2 separate regions of the Homo sapiens genome follow, and region 1 is linked to region 2. A link is a contact called in ENCODE Hi-C data. All regions are on one chromosome and are shown on one strand. Each heading gives the region's core, a stretch centred on a gene start or an enhancer-like site at or near the end of the contact. The rest is flanking DNA. Distances are from core to core; before and after follow the strand shown. Region 1 overlaps SPATA6L (spermatogenesis associated 6 like). Region 2 has its middle 45 kb from the start of JAK2.

Region 1 (4,686 bases), core at 1,835-4,334, 330 kb after region 2:
TATCCAATTTGCCAGTCTGTGTCTTTTAATTGGAGCATTTAGTCCATTTACATTTAAAATTAATATTGTTATGTGTGAATTTGATCCTGTCATGATGATGTTAGCTGGTTATTTTGCTCGTTAGTTGATGCAGTTTCTTCCTAGTCTCGACGGTCTTTACATTTTGGCATGATTTTGCAGCGGCTGGTACCGGTTGTTCCTTTCCATGTTTAGCGCTTCCTTCAGGAGCTCTTTTAGGGCAGGCCTGGTGGTGACAAAATCTCTGAGCATTTGCTTGTCTGTAAAGTATTTTATTTCTCCTTCACTTATGAAGCTTAGTTTGGCTGGATATGACATTCTGGGTTGAAAATTCTTTTCTTTAAGAATGTGGAATATTGGCCCCCACTCTCTTCTGGCTTGTAGGGTTTCTGCCAAGAGATCCGCTGTTAGTCTGATGGGCTTCCCTTTGAGGGTAACCCGACCTTTCTCTCTGGCTGCCCTTAACATTTTTTCCTTCATTTCAACTTTGGTGAATCTGACAATTATGTGTGTTGGAGTTGCTCTTCTCGAGGAGTATCTTTGTGGCATTCTCTGTATTTCCTGAATCTGAATGTTGGCCTGCCTTGCTAGATTGGGGAAGTTCTCCTGGATAATATCCTGCAGAGTGTTTTCCAACTTGGTTCCATTCTCCCCGTCACTTTCAGGTATACCAATCAGACGTAGATTTGGTCTTTTCACATAGTCCCATATTTCTTGGAGGCTTTGCTCATTTATTTTTATTCTTTTTTCTCTAAACTTCCCTTCTCGCTTCATTTCATTCATTTCATCTTCCATCGCTGATACCCTTTCTTCCAGTTGATTGCATCGGCTCCTGAGGCTTCTGCATTCTTCACGTAGTTCTTGAGCCTTGGTTTTCAGCTCCATCAGCTCCTTTAAGCACTTCTCTGTATTGATTATTCTAGTTATACATTCTTCTAAATTTTTTTCAAAGTTTTCAGCTTCTTTGCCTTTGGTTTGAATGTCCTCCCGTAGCTCAGAGTAATTTGATCGTCTGAAGCCTTCTTCTCTCAGCTCGTCGAAGTCGTTCTCCGTCCAGCTTTGTTCCATTGCTGGTGAGGAACTGCATTCCTTTGGAGGAGGAGAGGCGCTCTGCTTTTTAGAGTTTCCAGTTTTTCTGTTCTGTTTTTTCCCCATCTTTGTGGTTTTATCTACTTTTGGTCTTTGATGATGGTGATGTACAGATGGGTTTTTGGTGTGGATGTCCTTTCTGTTTGTTAGTTTTCCTTCTAACAGGACCCTCAGCTGCAGGTCTGTTGGAGTACCCGGCCGTGTGAGGTGTCAGTGTGCCCCTGCTGGGGGGTGCCTCCCAGTTAGGCTGCTCGGGGGTCAGGGGTCAGGCACCCACTTGAGGACGCAGTCTGCCCCTTCTCAGATCTCCAGCTGCGTACTGGGAGAACCACTGCTCTCTTCAAAGCTGTCAGACAGGGACATTTAAGTCTGCAGAGGTTACTGCTGTCTTTTTGTTTGTCTGTGCCCTGCCCCCAGACGTGGCGCCTACAGAGGCAGGCAGGCCTCCTTGAGCTGTGGTGGGCTCCACCCAGTTGGAGCTTCCGGCTGCTTTGTTTACCTCAGCAAGCCTGGGCAATGGCGGGCGCCCCTCCCCCAGCCTCGCTGCCGCCTTGCAGTTTGATCTCAGACTGCTGTGCTAGCAATCAGCGAGACTCCGTGGGCGTAGGACCCTCCGAGCCAGGTGGGTGGTGCGCCATTTTTTAAGCCCGTAGGAAAAGCGCAGTATTTGGGTGGGAGTGACCCGATTTTCCAGGTGCCATCTGTCACCCCTTTCTTTGACTCGGAAAGGGAACTGCCTGACCCCTTGCGCTTCCCGAGTGAGGCAATGCCTCGCCCTGCTTCGGCTCGCGCACGGTGCGCGCACACACTGGCCTGCGCCCACTGTCTGGCACTCCCTAGTGAGATGAACCCGCTACCTCAGATGGAAATGCAGAAATCACCCGTCCTCTGCGTCGCTCACGCTGGGAGCTGGAGACCGGAGCTGTTCCTATTCGGCCATCTTGGCTCTCCCCGAAAACCGGATTTAAATTTTATATTAAAAAGTTTTAGATTAAAATTTTAAATGTAAAAGTAGGGTTTGTTCATGAGAGAAATATCTGAAAAACACAGGAAAGTACAAAGAAGAAAAGAATCACTCATAGCCACACATAGAAACACAAAAAATTCTTAACATCTGAGCAGTTTTTATTCCCCAGTGCTTTTCCTATGGGTAGGTTTAAGAAAGACATTGAAATCACACTATGTTTACCATTTTGCATGCTGCTGTTTTTTATTATAATTAAGTTTTAAATATCAATCCATACCGTCATGTGCTTTAAGTGTCCTTTTTAGTAGCTGCTTAATATTCCACCCTGTTCCATCTGTTGAGCAGGTTCCATCCTGGTTCTCAGTCCACATGGAAGAATATCCATGAGAGGGTATGCAGTCTTCTGACATCCCACAGAGCACAGCTGCACCAAAACAAGGTTAGACTTTCTTATAAAACTAGATCTTTGCTCACTAAATAATATGTGAACAGGGACCTACAGTCTAGTCGGGGAGACAGACATTAATCAAATAACCACAGAAATAAGTGGAAAATTGTGAGGCTTACCAAGGAGATTACCTGTTGTCCTGAGATTGAATGGTAGCGGGTATTTGACATGGCTGGGAGTCAGGGCTGGCTTCCTGAGGATGAGACAGTGGGGCTTGGATCCAACGGAGGAGTAGCAGCTAATTTGGTGCACAGCACTCATCAAGCAGAGGTCCTTTCAAAGGACTGAGAGAAGACAGGCTAAGTGGCCCACAGAGCATTCCTTTCCCCTGCACACATGAATCCCAGTCCAGGGAAGAATACAGTTGTTTGTGTGAGCTATGTAAGGCCACAACATGGAAGAAAGTTGTTCTAGAATTTAATAAGGTGGTTTTGGCTGTATGACTTTTACAGGGGTATGGGGAGTGCTTCTGATCCATTGGTAGGTATTCCCAGTACTTTGTCACTGATTCAGATACACAGCTAAGTGGCAGTTCACCTGCTCAAAGAATTCAAATATAGGACAACAGTGCCCCCAGTGGCTGAATTTAATGATGCCATGTAGTTGAATTAGTCCTCTTGACTTATTATATACTGACATATGCTAGATTTGCAGGATGACACTTAAAACTAAATGTTGTTTGCCCTAACCATCAGGGTAGTGAATTACTTTAATTCTTTTCTGCAAAGTCATTGGCTTTGCTTTAATTCCCAACCTTTTCAGGCAAGGAATCTCTTTAAAATGTAAACAAAGGCCTGGTTTGGGGCTCAAATCTATAATCCTAGTACTTTGGGAGGCTGAGGAGGGAGAATCCCTTGAGGCCAGGAGGTTCAAGACCAGCCTGGCAACATAATGAGACCTCGTCTCTACAAAAAAAGAAAGATTCTATATACACACATATATAGTGAACCCCATATAACGGCATAAATGGGATGCACAGACCTCCTACATGCAAAACTACACATCTGGGTATCATCCATCTCTATTATGTTATGGGTAACATAATTGCTGGATTTGTTTTTATTGTAGGAAGATTCTACCTCTGAAGTAAATTATATCATTGAAAGACCAAGCTACCCTCTGAAGAAATACTCACTGCATGAACAGAGATATTTTTAAGGTACTGTCTTATGTAAGTAAGCAGCTTAAGTGCTTCTCCTTATCTTGGTTTGCTAAAAGAATTTCAGTTTCCTCCTATCAATATGAAGTAACTAGAAAGTGTGGAGGACAGGAGACTTGGAGGAGACCTGAGAACTGCGTTCTTCCCTTGCTCTGTATGATAACTGCAGTGCACGTGCCTTCCAGCTCTCTTGCTTCCTCTTGTAATCATCTCCCCTGCCCGCAACATCACCCTTTATCTAATAGACTTTCCGGCCTTCTTTCAGCTTCTTGAACACGGAGCTTTTTCCTGCCATGGGGTCTCTGCACATGTTGTTTTCTCCATCTGGAATATGTCTTCCTGACTCTGCCTGGATAACTTCTATTTGTCCTTCCAGGCTTATGATTTTCTATGACACGACACTCCCTCTCTCTGTGATGTGTACCCTTTAGTACACAGCATTTTTCCTTCATAAATTATGACACAATTTCTTATTATATTTTTATCTGGGCTGATTGTTTAAAATCTGTCTCTTCTACTGGAGTGAAACCTTATGAGATCAGAGAATCTGTCTCTGTTGTTCACTGCTTTATACGCAGTATTTAGTGCCATACAATGGAATCACATTTAACTTTGCAAACACATGTACTAGGTGTGTGCACTGAACAAGAACCTGCCTACCCATCTCCACCCTGCTGCTGTCTCTGTATCACCTGACCCTCCACAATGGTTGCTGCTCAGTAAAGAGGGTTTTTTTTGTTTTTGTTTTTGTTTTGACATGGAGCTCTGTCACCCAGGCTAGAGTGCAATGGCGCAATCTTGGTTCACTGCAACCTCCACCCCCCAGGTTCAAGTGATTCTCCTGCCTCAGCCTCCTGAGTAGCTGGGATTACAGGTGTGCACAACCACACCCAGCTAATTTTTGTATTTTTAGTAGAGATGGGGTTTCACCATGTTGGTCAGCCTGGTCTCAAACTCCTGACCTCGTGATCTGCCTGCCTCAGCCTCCCAAAGTGCTGGTATTAC
Region 2 (4,657 bases), core at 2,047-4,546:
TTCTTTTCTTGAGTCACCTCTTCTTACCAAATAGTGGTTCCTATCAAGTGATTTCCTTTCAGAGTACATTTTACTCCCTACTTACAAACTCCTATAAACAAGTGTGTGTGTGTAACCCAAAGCCAGAAATCCACCTACAGGCCGGGAACAGTGGCTCATGCCTGTAATCCCAGCACTTTGAGAGGCCAAGGCGGGTGGATCACTTGAGGTCAAGAGTTCAAGACCAGCCTGGCCAACATGGTGAAACCCCATCTCTACTAAAAATACAAAAAATAAAAATAAAAAAAATAGTTAGGTGTAGTGGCACACACCTGTAGTCCCAGCTACTAGGGAGGCTGAGGCGCAAGAATTTCTTGAACCCCAGAGGCAGAAGTTGGAGTGAACCAAGATCGCACCACTGCACTCCAGCCTGGGTGACCAAGCGAGACTCGGTCCCCAAGAATAAACAACAACAAAAAAATCCACTTACAACTAGACCAGTTTCTACTTGGCTAAACACCCAGGATAGTCAAAGCTGGACCAGTTTCTACTTGGCTAAACACCCAGGATGTTTAGCTGTCCTTAAAATATATTGATACTGCATATTCTTTAAAAGAAATATATGGTAACAACTATTTTATTAAGTTTTCATTAGTCTAATCGAAAAATAGGATATTTTTCACACATGGAGATAATCCTACCTATTCTGCAAGTCAGTAGGTATTTCTTTCCAATTATTTAAATTAATCTGTTTGTACATTGTCCCTATGGTACATTAGATCATTGCTCTCAATTCTTTACCCCCTCCTTCTGTCAGGTGAACTTCTAATGGGAGTTATTTCCCTCTCTCATTGATGTTGGGCATAATTACATATGTGATTTGGTTTGATCAATTAAATGATAGCACACATGAGCATAGGCCTTAAGTAGTTTGACTTGGCCTCTTTTTTTTTTTTTTTTTTTTTTTTTTTAGACAGGGTCTTACTCTGTCACCCAGACTGGAGTGCAGTGGCACAATCTCGGCTCACTGCAGTCTCTGCCTCTTGGGTTCAAGCAATTCTCCTGACTTGGCCTCTTGCCTTTCATAATCCACCAGGAGAAGAATATGCCTCAGATAGCTAATGGGATTTGGGAACATGTGAAGCAGGCCTGATCCCAACTTGAGGCTTTGATATAAGCCCAGCTGTCCTGCAAAAGAAGCAGAGCATCCCAGATCATCCACAGGCTCATGAACAAGGAAAATAAAGGCTTATTTTTATGAGCCACTGAGTTTTGGAGCTGTTTATTACTCAGCATTGTAACAATAGCTGACTAATATATCCCATATTTCGTGTTCAGTGACATATATATCTGTGAAAATTGATTGATAGAATCATATCCTTATATTAACTCTCAGTCCCGCAATATGCAATGACAAGGAGCTTTGAAGACTCAAATAATCAAGTACAACCCAATGACCAGTGTTTTTTGCTAATATCAATGGGGACCCCAGACAAATAATAAACACTAGATAATATTCCATAATGAAGTTGGAGAAGAAGTAAATAGAGTACAAGAATCAACAAAAATGTAAGAAAATCCTAAAACCGTAAGAGCCTTATAAAAATAGCTGGAGTGGGCAAGAATGTGTGAGTTTAACCAAGCCATCTGCCTTCTGCTCCGCTGGCAAACAATTCAGTTATACAGTACAGCTCTTGATTAAATATAAAAACACTTCTCCCACCCTTTTTCTGTCATAATAATAATTTTGGTGCATTTCTTTGTATACATTGTTTTTTATATACTGCAAGAATTTTTCATGTGGCTAAAAACTACTGAGTCTCAATATTTTTCTGATTCGCTACCATTGACTTACCTAAGATATTTCCACTAGGACAATATAGATTACATATAATGTTTTTTTCATAATCGTTATTTGAAATGGCTGTATAATCTTCCATTGAGTGGATGCACCATAATCTAGTTAAACTATTTCCTGTTGTTAGATTTTAGGCTGTGACTAATTTTTCACTATTATGAATAATTTTCCTGTGAGAAGTGCAAACCGTAGGCATATTTTTTTAATCTCTGGATTATTTCCTTAGTACAAATACCCAGGAGATTCTACTAGGTGAAAGGATGAGAATATTTTAAAATCTCCTGATAGCCAGGTGCAGTGGCTTGCACCTGTCATTCTACTTACTTGGGAGACTGAAGCAAAAGGATCCCTTGAGCTCAGGAGTTCAAGAACAGCTTGGGCGACATAGCAAGACCCTGCCTCTAAAAATTACTAAATAAATAAAACTAAAAGATCTCAATACATATAGCTAAATCAATTTCTAAAAGACGTTTCTAATTCTACTGGTAATGTACTATAGTACTAACAAACATTAAATATTATTATAAATGTTGCTATGCTTTGTAGCCAAATGAATGGAAGGGGTATCTTATCACTTTTAAAATTAAAAGTGAGGTGGAACATTTTTCCATGTTTGTTAACTAGATGATCTCTTCTTCTCAATATCTATTTACTTTATTATACCACGAAGGACTTGAAGAGCTTTCAAGTAGTGTTTGTCAGTAAGAAAACATACTCTTTTTGTTTCTTTTTTATGTAGGTGTTTTGTGTGGGTCACTCCATGGATTCATAGGTGAATCTATTCCCTCAAAATGAATCTATTGGGAACATTCTTTAAAAAAAAACAAACAAACAAAAGTAACAGAGCAATAGCAAGATCTTTCTGAAAAAGAAATTGCTGGCACATTTTACCAGCATTTACCTTGATCCAAATCATTGAGTTTAGAGAGAGATCCAGTCAATTTAGCAAATCAGCCAAAAGCAACAGTATATGACAGATCAAATTCCATTGGAACAAATACCACACAGACTGGGCAATTCCAGGGGCAGATATAAGACAAATGAGGGGAAGTTGAAGGGAGATAAGATTGTTGGCTGATAGAAAGGAATTTCTAACAACTAACTCGAGCCCCAAATAGACAACAAAGGAGCAACAAAGATGCAAAGATGGTCAGGAGGAGTTTGGAGGATTCATGCAGGAGGGTGTGGGAGGCCTTGTGGTGAGTAGACTGGATAGGACCCCTAAAGTCCCTTCCAACTCTATTTTCCTTAGAGTGGCCCTTGGACCTGAACTTCCTGGTCCTGGGAATAGGAGATTGCTTTGTACAGGACAGAAAAAGAGGAAGAACCTGTCCCTCTCTTCTTGAGGGTGGGGCTGACCATAGTCAGAATTTTGAAATAGAGTTTATCTTTGGCATCTTCTCACTTCCCTTTCTGTACTTTTGCTTACCAGCTGCCCAGTATTCCGATGGGGGTGTTAGCCTCTAAGCAGTGCCACTCCTGCATTACTTCTTTCTCTTTAACCACTTCAAAACTCCCATTCTCTTAACACAGCTAACCTCAGCTAGCTGTTGAAAGGAAAGCAATCTGTTTGAACCATTTCACTCTAAAGCATGACCGACTGATAGTATCATGATCTTCCCAAACAGATACGAATTTTCAAAACAAGATGTTTCTAAAGCCAATGGCATCTTTAACAACATGTGGTAAATTAAACCCCACTTAATAACCCTTCTGAAGTTCAAGTTCCAGCTACATTAATTACTGTCCCTCAGTATTGAGGAAATTACTAGGCCATCCTGTGTTTCAATATTCTTATCAGAAAATGAGGAAGAAATACAACTAAACCATATAATTTATATAAGCTGCCTGGCATAATGCTTGACACATGGGTCTTATTGTTAGTTATTATTGTCCCCTTTGCAGTCATCCATGCAGAGGTGTAATCATGTATTTCTTACTCTCATAACGCATATTCCTTGGGCTGGGAGGTGAGTCTCCAAGTCAGAGTCTGGGCAGCTGACATCCTTGTTGTGTAAAAGGAGGATTTCCTCAAGTTCAGCAGCCTCTATTATCCTTTTCTATCACATTATTTCCTGCCATTACATTTTTTTCCATTCTCTTTACTTTGTGTTTTATTTGTTTGTTTGTTTGTTTGTTTGTTTGTTTGATGGTTGAATTAGGAAGTTAAATTTTGATTTGAAAGTTTGGTTAATTTATTCTCCATGTCTCTTCTTTTCTGATATGGACATTGAAAGCTATAGATTTCCCTCTGAACAACATGTTGACCATACCCCACAGATTTTGTAGAGTAATGCTTCTGTGCCCATTCATATTTATGTGATTTATAATTTCCATTTGATTTTGTCCTTAGCCCAAGAGTTATTTCATTATTGATTTGTAATTCATAAACAGTCTTATTATCTCTATATTCTTATAATAAATAAATGTAGCACTTTAGGCGTTAGAGGGCCAGCAAGCATTTGGTGGCTACACAGCCTCTTCTCTTCATCTTTAGAAATGATGGATCTCAAAAATTTCCATTAAGTACAGGTATGCTTTAAATGAAAATATGCTTCATTAAACATATTTTCAAAATAATGCAGTATTGTGCTTTCAGTAAACCACAGCAATAGCTATCCATTTAAATCATATCCTTCAACAACAAACCAACTTTGTTCTGTTAACATGGTGAAAAACGATAAAACCTATAATTAAAATAAAAGTATGCTAAGCCAGAAAAATAAAAATTGTGTGTGTGTGTGTGCACGTGTGTGTGTAAGAGAGAGAGAGAATGGGTGAGAGAGATTTATCTTCAACAATAAGCTAAAATTTGGCAAT

Evidence for each region. A loop is a pair of places that touch in the nucleus more often than their neighbours do. Pooled maps may share reads with other maps.
Region 1: a pooled map shows a loop between it and region 2 (4-fold over the local background). The contact joins two enhancer-like sites. A Hi-C loop is called at or near these places in 3 of 168 maps with a recorded cell type or tissue (B cell, naive thymus-derived CD4-positive, alpha-beta T cell and natural killer cell), 7 of 37 single-sample maps with no recorded cell type and 14 of 50 pooled maps.

What each region holds. Positions count from the first base shown.
Region 1 is chr9:4,603,174-4,607,859 of GRCh38, reverse strand. It overlaps SPATA6L (spermatogenesis associated 6 like), which reads left to right. Exons shown (of 12, transcript NM_001353486.2): 10 at 2,420-2,513; 11 at 3,591-3,681. The coding sequence ends at 3,680. Among named protein-coding and RNA genes, the nearest start is that of PLPP6, 57 kb to the left of the region's middle. RefSeq lists enhancers at 1,176-1,753, 1,167-2,366. Within about 2 kb of position 3,084, at least 2 of the 41 ENCODE cell types and tissues checked have a DNase peak (open chromatin) inside an H3K27ac peak, as active enhancers do.
Region 2 is chr9:4,937,855-4,942,511 of GRCh38, reverse strand. No RefSeq gene overlaps it. Among named protein-coding and RNA genes, the nearest start is that of JAK2, 45 kb to the left of the region's middle. Within about 2 kb of position 3,296, at least 4 of the 41 ENCODE cell types and tissues checked have a DNase peak (open chromatin) inside an H3K27ac peak, as active enhancers do.